Linked DNA regions of Homo sapiens: region 1 is linked to region 2. Evidence: chromatin contacts called from ENCODE Hi-C data. All regions are on one chromosome and are shown on one strand. Each heading gives the region's core, a stretch centred on a gene start or an enhancer-like site at or near the end of the contact. The rest is flanking DNA. Distances are from core to core; before and after follow the strand shown.

Region 1 (4,881 bases), core at 1,960-4,459, 280 kb after region 2:
TTCAGATCTACAGAGTATTTTACAGCCTTCAAAACATTGAAAGTCTCTTAATTTTTCTACAGACAGCTGTGGGGAAAGTTACCACCACCCATTTCCCAGATGAGAAAACTGAGCCTTGGAAAAATAAAAGATATTTCCAAGGGTTGAAGGCATGTCTTACTTCAAATTCAGCCTTGGCTATGTGACCTGAAAAAACTCAGTCCTCAGCTCTGTTCTTAGTTTTACTATCTGTAAAATAAAGAGGTTGATTTGTAAAATAAACAGGATAAGATTTTAATAGCCCTATCTGCTCATAAATGCTATGTCATTGTGTGCCACTGGTATGGAGTGCAAGATATGTATATCTTTCTCCTCCCAGTATTAAATTTAAGGAGTAAAATTGGCATTGTCTCTGAATGGGAAACAAATTTCAGGTCACAGGATGCCTCTTCCAACCTCAAAAGATTTGCTTTATATTCTGGGTAGAAGTTAGAGCTGACCTTATCACAGTGCCAAAGGGGACCTTGGATGAAGTTAGCCTGCTTTTCTCATCATACAGATAAAGAAATGGAGACCTAGACAGTAGAAGCATGTCCAATGTCATATAATAATCAAGGACAGAGCCTAGTTCAGATTCCTAGTGTCTCCGTTTTCTAGTTTTCCCAAAGAAAACTCCCAACCCTGAGATGAAAAGGGATAAATACTAGATTGCCTACTTTACAAATAAGTAAAAGTCAGATCACATAGACAGTAAATGGCAGAGAAGGGATTCAAATCCAACTCTGTCTGGCTCTTTAGTATGCCACTCCTCTGCCTCCTCCACTTGGAAGACTCTCTTTCACCCAGGAGCTAAGTTAACAACCACACAAAGTCTTGTACATTTAAGCACCAGTTGTGCTGAGCCAAGCTCTGTGGCTTTGGGCTGTGTAAGAGCCATTTAACAGGTGGAGGGAGGAGATTTATGCATTAATCAAATTATTCTTCATAAAGAGTTTTTCCCTGCTTCTCTTGTTCAAAACAACAGCACAAGGTATAATCAAGGGCTCGTTTCCAGCTTAGGCAGAAGGCATCATCTTTTCCCATGCATTCACTGGAATGTACCTAAGGAGACCCCAACTACCCAAGGAGCTAGGGTCCAATGGTCCCCAAGGCCATCGAGAATACCTTGGTCCAGAATCAGAGGACAAAAATACCCCACAAACCTCAGGCATGTCATATCCTCTCTCTGTTAGTCCCTAACTGTGCCATAAAATGGGGTTCAGGATTTTACTCAGAGCCTCTACTCCAGGGGTAGGGAGTTCTCATACAGAGGAACTTCCACTCTGCATTAGAATGAGCTATGATATTCATTGCCAACAGAATACAAGTTCCAGCAATGTTTATAAAGTGAGAAAATGCCCCTGAGATCCCTCCATTTGTAAAGTGCCCTTTTGGGTTAGCCAATGGCCTCTCCCATACAAAATATGAATCCTATTCTAAAATGTCATGTCCCTAGCACTTTAGGTACCAGCAAAGTTTTCAAGTACTATCTAGAAGAGGAGTTACCAAAGGAAACATAGAAAAAGAAAAGAGCCATTTTAAATAAACATATTCTTATCACTATCATAGATAACATTCGTCTGTTAAGTGATTTCTTCTTGGACATTATGCATTCATTATCTCTTTTGATTCCCATGAAGTAGGGATTGTGAGACCACATTTTACAAGTGTGGAAACTGAGGTATGAAGACACCATTCAGCATCACATAGTGAATGGGGATTGAGGAAACATCCAAACCCAAGCCGGTAGAGCAAAGAACCTGTACTATCTGCTTCCATGTAAATAAAGTGTCTTGTAGGAAACTCAGAAAGAAACTGACTCCACTTATCTGTTTTTTAATTTTTGTTTTGTTCTGTTTTGTTCTTTGTTTTTTGAAGTAGGAAAAGAAAGTCCCAGAAAGAGAAAAGAACTTGCTATGACCTGCTATGTCTCAGTGTGAAAGCCCAGGCCCCTCAACTATAGGTCAGGGCTCTGAAGTGTTTTCTTGTATCCATGTGGCCTGTAGAGATGATAGAAAGATGGAAAAGTCATGGGAGGAAGGGTGATGGGAGTTAGTGGCAGAGTTGGAGAAAAAATGATAAACAAAACGAGAGTAGCTGCTTTTTCTTCCCACCAGCGTTGTTTTGTGGCCATATTCCCTTCCTCCAGGATCATTTCCAGACCTGCAGTGGGTCTATCCCACTCATTCCCACTGCAACCTGGCTCCTTTGGAAATGTCTAAGGCACTCCATCCCTTAGGCTGTCATGACACTTTAAACAGGCCTTTCATTTGTGTTTGGGGAGGGAAAGAAGAAACTGGAGACTTGGAGGAAGCCGCCTACAGTCTTTCAGCTCTAACATTTCTTTGCAAGGATCACTAAGAGGAAAAGAGAGTAGAAGTGAGAAGATAGTGCCCATGCCTGTCTGTTTGCTCTAACTTCTCCTGGCTTCCCCATTGCCCTGGGGCTAAACTCCTCACCACATGTTGTACAGTTCTGCCTGACTTCTCTTCAGCATTGTCCATGGAGTTTTCTCCCAGTCTCAGCTCCAGCCACACTGGTTTTCATTCTCTTCCTGAAATGGGTCACATTTGCTCATTCTTCAGGTGTTTGCAGAAGTTGGGCATTCTACCAGCAATGTTCTCATTCTCCTCTTCCTTTCTGAAACCTCAGTCTTCCATATTCATTTTATGCACTTGGCCCCCAAAAGCTCACTTTACATGTCACTTTCTCAGGAAAGCCTTCTCTGACTGCGTAAGGCCCCTTAATACACGCTTGCAATCCACCAGCCTAGTACTCTATACAGTCTTGACTCTACTTATTAGTGTGATTGTTTCATTAATATCTGTCTTCTCCATAAGTCTGTGAACTCCGTAAAGATAAAGACCATATCCACTTGTCATACTGTTCACTCTTCAGGGTATAACGCAGTCTTAGCATACAGTGGGGGCTCAAAGATACTTAATGAATGAATGACTAGCACTTCCAGCTCTACAGGTCTCCTGCAAGGAGAACAGTGACATCTAGTGACCACTTTCACACTCTTGGGATTCTCTGATCACACACCACTAATTAGCCTCAGAAAGACCTCACTGGATTTCCAATAAGTTGAATATTTCAATGATGCTGAGGGAACCTGGCATGGAATCCAGACATAGGGGAATCTGGCTCCTGCACAAACAGGAAAGGCACCACCAGCCTATCTATTGCTATGCATGTGCCAAGAACACATTGCAAAAGTCCCGTGGCTTGGCTTGTAGTGTGCCACATTGCAGATGAGGACAGTGTGGCCCAGAAAGGCCGTCACTGGAGCGAGTTCACAGAGCAGTAAACAGGGATATTCACAGGCTCATTCACCAAGTCCCAGAAGGCCAGTTAAACAAAACTACATCCTCACTGATACAACACTAGTCGAACCACTAGGTATTTTTATTTATTTATGTTTTGGAGACAGTGTCTCATTCTGTTACCCAGGTTGAAGTGCAGTGACACAATCACAGCTCACTGAAGCCTTGACCTCCTCCTTGAGCGCTTGATGCGCTCAAGCGATCCTCCCACCTCAGCCTCCAGAGTAGCTGGATGACAGGTGTGCACCACCACACCAGGCCAATTTTTTCTTTTCTTTTTTTTTTTTTTGAGACAGAGTCTTGCTCTGTTGCCCAGACTGGAGTGCAATGGTGCGATCTTGGCTCACTGGAACCACTGCCTCTCGGGTTCAAGCGATTCTCCTGCCTCAGCCTCCTGAGTAGCTGGGATTATAGGTGCATGCCACCACACCCAACTAAGTTTTGTATTTTTAGTAGAGATGGGGTTTCACCATGTTGTACAAGCTGGTCTTGAACTCCTGACCTCATGATCAGCCCGTCTCGGCCTCCCAAAGTGCTAAGATTACAGGTGTGAGTCACCGCACTTGGCCTAATTTTTCTTTCAGAAATGGTGGTCTCCCTATATTGCCCAGGCTGGTCTTGAACCCACTGGGCTCAAGCTATCCTCTCACCTCAGGCTCCCAAAGTGCTGGGATTACAGGCGTGAACCACTGGCCCTGGGCCTGTTCTTGTTATTTATTGGAATCTGCAATAGCCTCCTCATGGATCTCCTTGATTCTACTCTTACATTCTCACAGTCTATCCTGACCCTGCAGCTGGAGGTGTGGAGACATACACATATGTATTTTATTGTTGGTGTTAGTTTGGGGACCTCTGATGCACAGAGTTAGATTATTTGCAGTGTTCAGTTTAGGACTGAAGCTCATTGTTGAGCCATGCATGGGTAGGCTTTATTTATTTGTTCAGTTAGCTAGTTAGTTTTAATAAACTTTTTAAACTTTAATGAACTCTCACTAATCTACCACCAAAAACACCAGCTAGGAGCTGGGCGCAGTGGCTTACACCTGTAATTCCAGCACTTTGGGAGGCTGAGGCGAGCAGATTGCTTCAGGTCAGAAGTTCGAGACCAGCCTGGCCAACATGTTGAAACCTTGTCTCTACTAAAAATACAAAAATTAGCCAGGCATGGTGGTGGACGCCTGTAATCCCAGCTACTCAGGAGGCTGAGGCAGAAGAATTGTTTGAACCCAGGAGGCGGAGGTTGCAGTGAGCCAAGATTGCGCCACTGCACCCTAGCCTGGGAGACAGAGTGAGACTCAGTCTCAAACAAACAAACAAAAAAACACCAGCTAGGAACTTGAGTACTTACATGTAACATATGCTTCCTTATGCCATTACCTTAGTTTTCCTGACTCAAGATCACCATCATCCTGTCTCCTATGTTCATCACTTCCTTGCTTCCCTTTTTAAATCATATTTATTGCATCTGTATTTATTCCTAAAAGATAGTATATTTGAGGTGTAGGTATGCTTTAACTTAAAGAAGGGAGGAAAGGGT
Region 2 (4,763 bases), core at 1-2,500:
TACCCCTCTTTCAGGGTGGTTGAGTTTCAACCATTGTTAAGAAATTGTTTTGGAACACTTCAGAGCTCTGGAGAGATGAAAAATTCTTTTCTGTTGTATTCAGAATAGCTTATTCAATTGGGGCTGGTGTCTCTCTTGGTCCTAACTCTGTTTCTCTGTTGTTCAGGGACTTGGGAGCAATGTCATTCATTGCCGGAAAGATGGCACCTGGAACGGCTCCTTCCATGTCTGCCAGGAGATGCAAGGCCAGTGCTCGGTTCCAAACGAGCTCAACAGCAACCTCAAACTGCAGTGCCCTGATGGCTATGCCATAGGTATGATGGGCCCGAGAGGGGAGCAGTAGGAGGGGCAATTCCTTCCAGCAATGCAGGGCTAATGCCTGGGTGGGTCATTGAACACCCTGGCCACATGAGTTCCTGCGTAGGCACTACAGAAAGAGAGATGAATTAGTGTAGACCATGTCCTCCCAGAAAGAGGGTCAGGGACAGGGATATGGTGACACAATGGTGGGTGAGTGTGCACAGTTACAACAGAATACAGAAAAGCTGTCAGGTGCCTGGTGGGGACACAGAAGACTCCCACAGGAAGGGATGCTTACTTGGGGATTTGAAAAAGCTTGTCGGGGAAGAAATGCTATTGCAGGCAGAAGAAACTCTGTGGCTGAGGAGCAGGAGTTATGAAAGCACACATCACATTTAGGGAAGCAATAGCAGTCTGGTGCAGCTTCTTTTATTATTAATCTTGAAATTTGCATCATACTAAACATTCATGAGTACCTGATATAGTTCAGGCCCTTCATCAAGCACTTGAAAGGCATTATATCTTATCCTCACAATAACCTTTAACAGATGAGGGAATCAAAACTTGAGGGGATAATGGAACATGCTCCCAAATCCTGAGACCCATCCTATTCCAAAGTCTGACTTCTTTCCATGGCATCTCAGCTGCATCCAAGATGAGCATAAACTGCATTTTCAAAATACTCTTTGCATGGTGACAGGCCAGCTCGAGAAATACACACAGTGAGAAGAGACAAGCTGGGATTGTATGCCAGGGATTTGCCTCGTTGAAACCAGGTGTCTGGACACATGCATTAATCACCAGCACCACAGCTTTCCGGGGTACTCAGAGTGCATGGAGTGTGACCTCATTTAAGGGCAGTGATGCTGACCTTTTGGGCTGATTCCCTAATTGACCATGATGAAAAGCCTAGGGAACTGAACATCCTTTCTCCTGGCCAATATGATTTATAGAGCAATCACCAGGGGTGTCTGGTGTAGAAGGTTATCTGAATGTGCATAGAGCCAACATGATCTTCATCCAGCAAACAGAGAGTTATCACTGCATGTCCAGAAGCAAGGCCTGTGTGGTTGGAGAGGGAAGGTTCATGGGGACTGTCCATCCTTTTTTGAAGATGAAAACACATGCCCTCAGATAGCAGAAGTTCTTCACTGTAACTTACAGTGGGAATCAGCACTCTTGTGTTTAGCCCAGGACACTGGCTCCTGCATGGGTCAGAAAACACCAAAACACATGATTGCTCTCGCTGATGGTTTGGAAGGTACTTTAAGATCTTATACAGCCACCAATTCATGAGATGCTGACCAGGAGTGTTGCAGAGAGATGGGATCTTATAGGACCTGCTAATATAGGCATTCTAGAAGGTTGGGCAACAAGTATTGCCATGGTGAGCAGCATGGGCTGCACCATCCCAAGGCCAACACTTTCTCCTTTCCATCATTCCTGATAGGTGTGCGTGGTCCTGAACAAGTATGTCTGTGATGGGGTCCCAACCTCCAGCTCAATCAGAATATGCAAGTGAATATTCATTCATACTCTTAACTGGCATTGAGTGGCTCTGTGAGAAAAAGCCTAATTAAGTGACCTTTAGGGAAAACCTACAGAAACAAATTTGCTGCATATCTATACCCACTGACACATTCAAATACATTCACACGTGCATACATAAACGCATGCCACATGCTGAAATGCTTCATAAACAAACAGCCCCAAACACACACATCATATAGTAAGCTCATGCCTAACACCTACACATCAGCCAAATACCACACAAATGCATCACTCTCACAAACACATACACACACAGGTAGCACATAAACCTATACACAGCACTCACATGCAATACATACAAATCTCATACTTCAACAAACACAAACACATTTTATGTCCCAAAACATATCAAACACACAGAAAGACGCACAAAAGGCAAACAAACCTCACAGACGCATTTACATATTTTATTCAGATGTCTCAACTGTACGCAAATGAGTACGATACCTGGCTGTCTTCTCTCCATCAGAACAGTGGAGAAAGAGGGGAAGGGGTGGGAGGGTGGTATTTCTTTACCCACTGAGTGTTTTCATGGTCAAAGCAGAAAGGGAAAGAAATCTATATGATATTGCAGCCTGAATTAACTCCTTTCCTGTACCCCAAGTCCCCACGGCTGGCACCCAGATGTCCATCTTATAAATGTGATAATCCAGGGCAGATGATGAGTGCATAGGGACACTGGAGGAGATCAGAGAGAAAAAGCCACATAGGGAGACAGGAAGACTGAGGGTGAGAATGAGAAACAAGGCAGGAGAGCAGTTTTTGCTCATCCACTCCTCAGCCCCAGCTGTATCCTCGCTTTCCTCCAAATGCGCCTGACTTCCACCTCCCAGGCTGAGCCCTTCCCTGAGGAGAATCCACTTTGCCAAGGAGAGGGATTTGATCACTGGCCTTATAAGCAGGGGTGAGATATGTGTCGGGCTTGGGGGCTGGAGGGCACATTCTGGAGTCACCCAGACCAGCTCCCCCTGCGTGCCTCCCCCAGGCCACCTGGGGAGGCTTCTGTGGCAGTTATGAGCCCTCAGAAAGTTGCTGCTGCTGCCACCAGGGCTGCCACCCTCCCCGCGCCTCCCGGGAAGGAGACGCGGAGGCCTGGTGAGATCACCACTCTGTAAGGATGCCAATAATGGCTCATATATCACAACACAGCAGCCTGGTCCTAAAGCCCCAGAGCTGGGGTAGGGGAGGAGAGCCTGGGGGAGGGAGACGCGGAGAAAGAGAAATTAAGACATGACCGCTGCATAGGACAGCAAGTGTCTCCTGTTTTGACAACCGTTTTTTTTTTTTTTTCCTCTCTTGGGATAAGATAGCCTTTGTCTATTTCTCAGAGGCTGCATTTTTTTTTTTCAAAAGGATTTTATTATCACAGCCTTGTCTCATCTTTGCTCCCTAAAAACTCCTTTAGAACTGGTCTCATGATAAAGCACACTCCATAAGCAGTTTCTCTGACTGCTTAGGGATTTTTGCTCCTTATTCTCATCACTCATCATTTTTGTCTGTGTTATCCCCATTTCTTGTCTCTCCTCTGGCCTCTCACCATCTCTCCTGTTTCGATGGCTGCCTCCTTCTCTCCTCTCTCTGTGTGGCTGCACTGTTATCGATTGTGGGGCCTGGAATTAGAGATGTGGCTCTCTCCTCACCAGCTTTGTGCCCTGAGCTTTGTGCCTTTTGGCTCTCCAACCTGTGAAACGGGTGTCATGTACATATGTATATTTGGAAGGGGGCCTCTGAAATAGCTAATACATACATATGTATATTTGGAAGGGGGGACTTTAAAATAGCTAATAGAATAGGATATTTAAAGAAAAGAGTTGACTTGCTCCTAGTGTTTGGAGGGTGGTTTCGATACTAAGAGAAATGGCCTCTTTCAGGCCTAGTCAGATTCTGACAGGTTGTTTCTTTGCCCACATGAATAAATGCCTCTTTGGGGTACTGAGTACTTTCCATGGACTAGGCTTGATTTTTCAGATGACCTCAGGATGTGTGAGGTCAGGGTAGAGAATGAATGAGCTGAATTACAGTCAACTTGCCAACCCACAGCCTGGAAGTCAACTGTCTTCACCCAAAAGTTCCTGGACCAAGGGCTTCTATGTAGTAGCCCTATCTCTATTAGTCATTTACCCCTTCTTTGACTCATTACCTGATTTTTTTTATTCCTTTATCCATTTAATCCATAACTCACTCATTCACTTATCCATTTATGTACTTACTTCTTCCTTCATACGACACCTAAATGCATATTCATCAGTCAGTCATCATGCCATTCATTTATCCATTAATCCACTCATTTCCTGATCCATTGATGTACTTATTCACTCACTGTCTCTTGCACTCATTTTACAAATACTTATTGGGTGCCTATAATCTGCCATGCACAGTGCCAAGCTCTGGACATAGAATGGGGAGCATGGGTAGTGCTGGCCCTATAGAGTTACAGTCCAGCAGGGAAGAGAGCTATTGATATCACACTCACCAAGCAAACAGGAAATGATCATGTGACAATTCTGTCATGGGCACCTAGGAGGGGCTTGGCCTGTCAGGAAACCATGAAGGTCTTCTCTGAGCAAGTGGCTTGGGATTGAGGTCTGTAAGATCATTAAAAATGCACTTGTTGGAGTGGGAAGGGTCTTTAAGGCACAGGGAAAGGCAGGGATGAAACCCTGGGGCAAGAGAAGCTGGTATTGCATTTATGTGCTCATCATTCACTCGGCCAGTGCTCACTGAGCTCTACCTGGGTGTCACACGCTGGGTTAAACTCCGAGATGAATCAAGCACATCTGATGATGGAGTACTCTCACTCAGTTGTGGAATTCAGGGCAAACTTCTTAGAAGAATTGAACTGGCCCTTGAATAATGGATAGAATTCGGTTATGGGAAGGCAGATTGGGGGACATTTCAGGAGATGGGATGAA

What was found. Hi-C counts contacts between places; a loop is a spot of excess contacts on that map. Pooled maps may share reads with other maps.
Region 1: a map of gastrocnemius medialis shows a loop between it and region 2 (3-fold over the local background). The contact joins the enhancer-like site here to the promoter of PAPPA-AS2 in region 2. A Hi-C loop is called at or near these places in 3 of 168 maps with a recorded cell type or tissue (IMR-90, chondrocyte and gastrocnemius medialis) and 3 of 50 pooled maps.

What each region holds. Positions count from the first base shown.
Region 1 is chr9:116,644,387-116,649,267 of GRCh38, forward strand. All of the region lies in intron 17 of ASTN2 (astrotactin 2), which reads right to left. Among named protein-coding and RNA genes, the nearest start is that of TRIM32, 40 kb to the right of the region's middle. Within about 2 kb of position 3,210, at least 3 of the 41 ENCODE cell types and tissues checked have a DNase peak (open chromatin) inside an H3K27ac peak, as active enhancers do; they include gastrocnemius medialis, where a contact is called at or near this core.
Region 2 is chr9:116,362,426-116,367,188 of GRCh38, forward strand. PAPPA-AS2 (PAPPA antisense RNA 2) reads right to left here and starts at 1,251. Exons shown (of 6, transcript NR_170222.1): 1 at 1,172-1,251. It overlaps PAPPA (pappalysin 1), which reads left to right. Exons shown (of 22, transcript NM_002581.5): 18 at 167-314.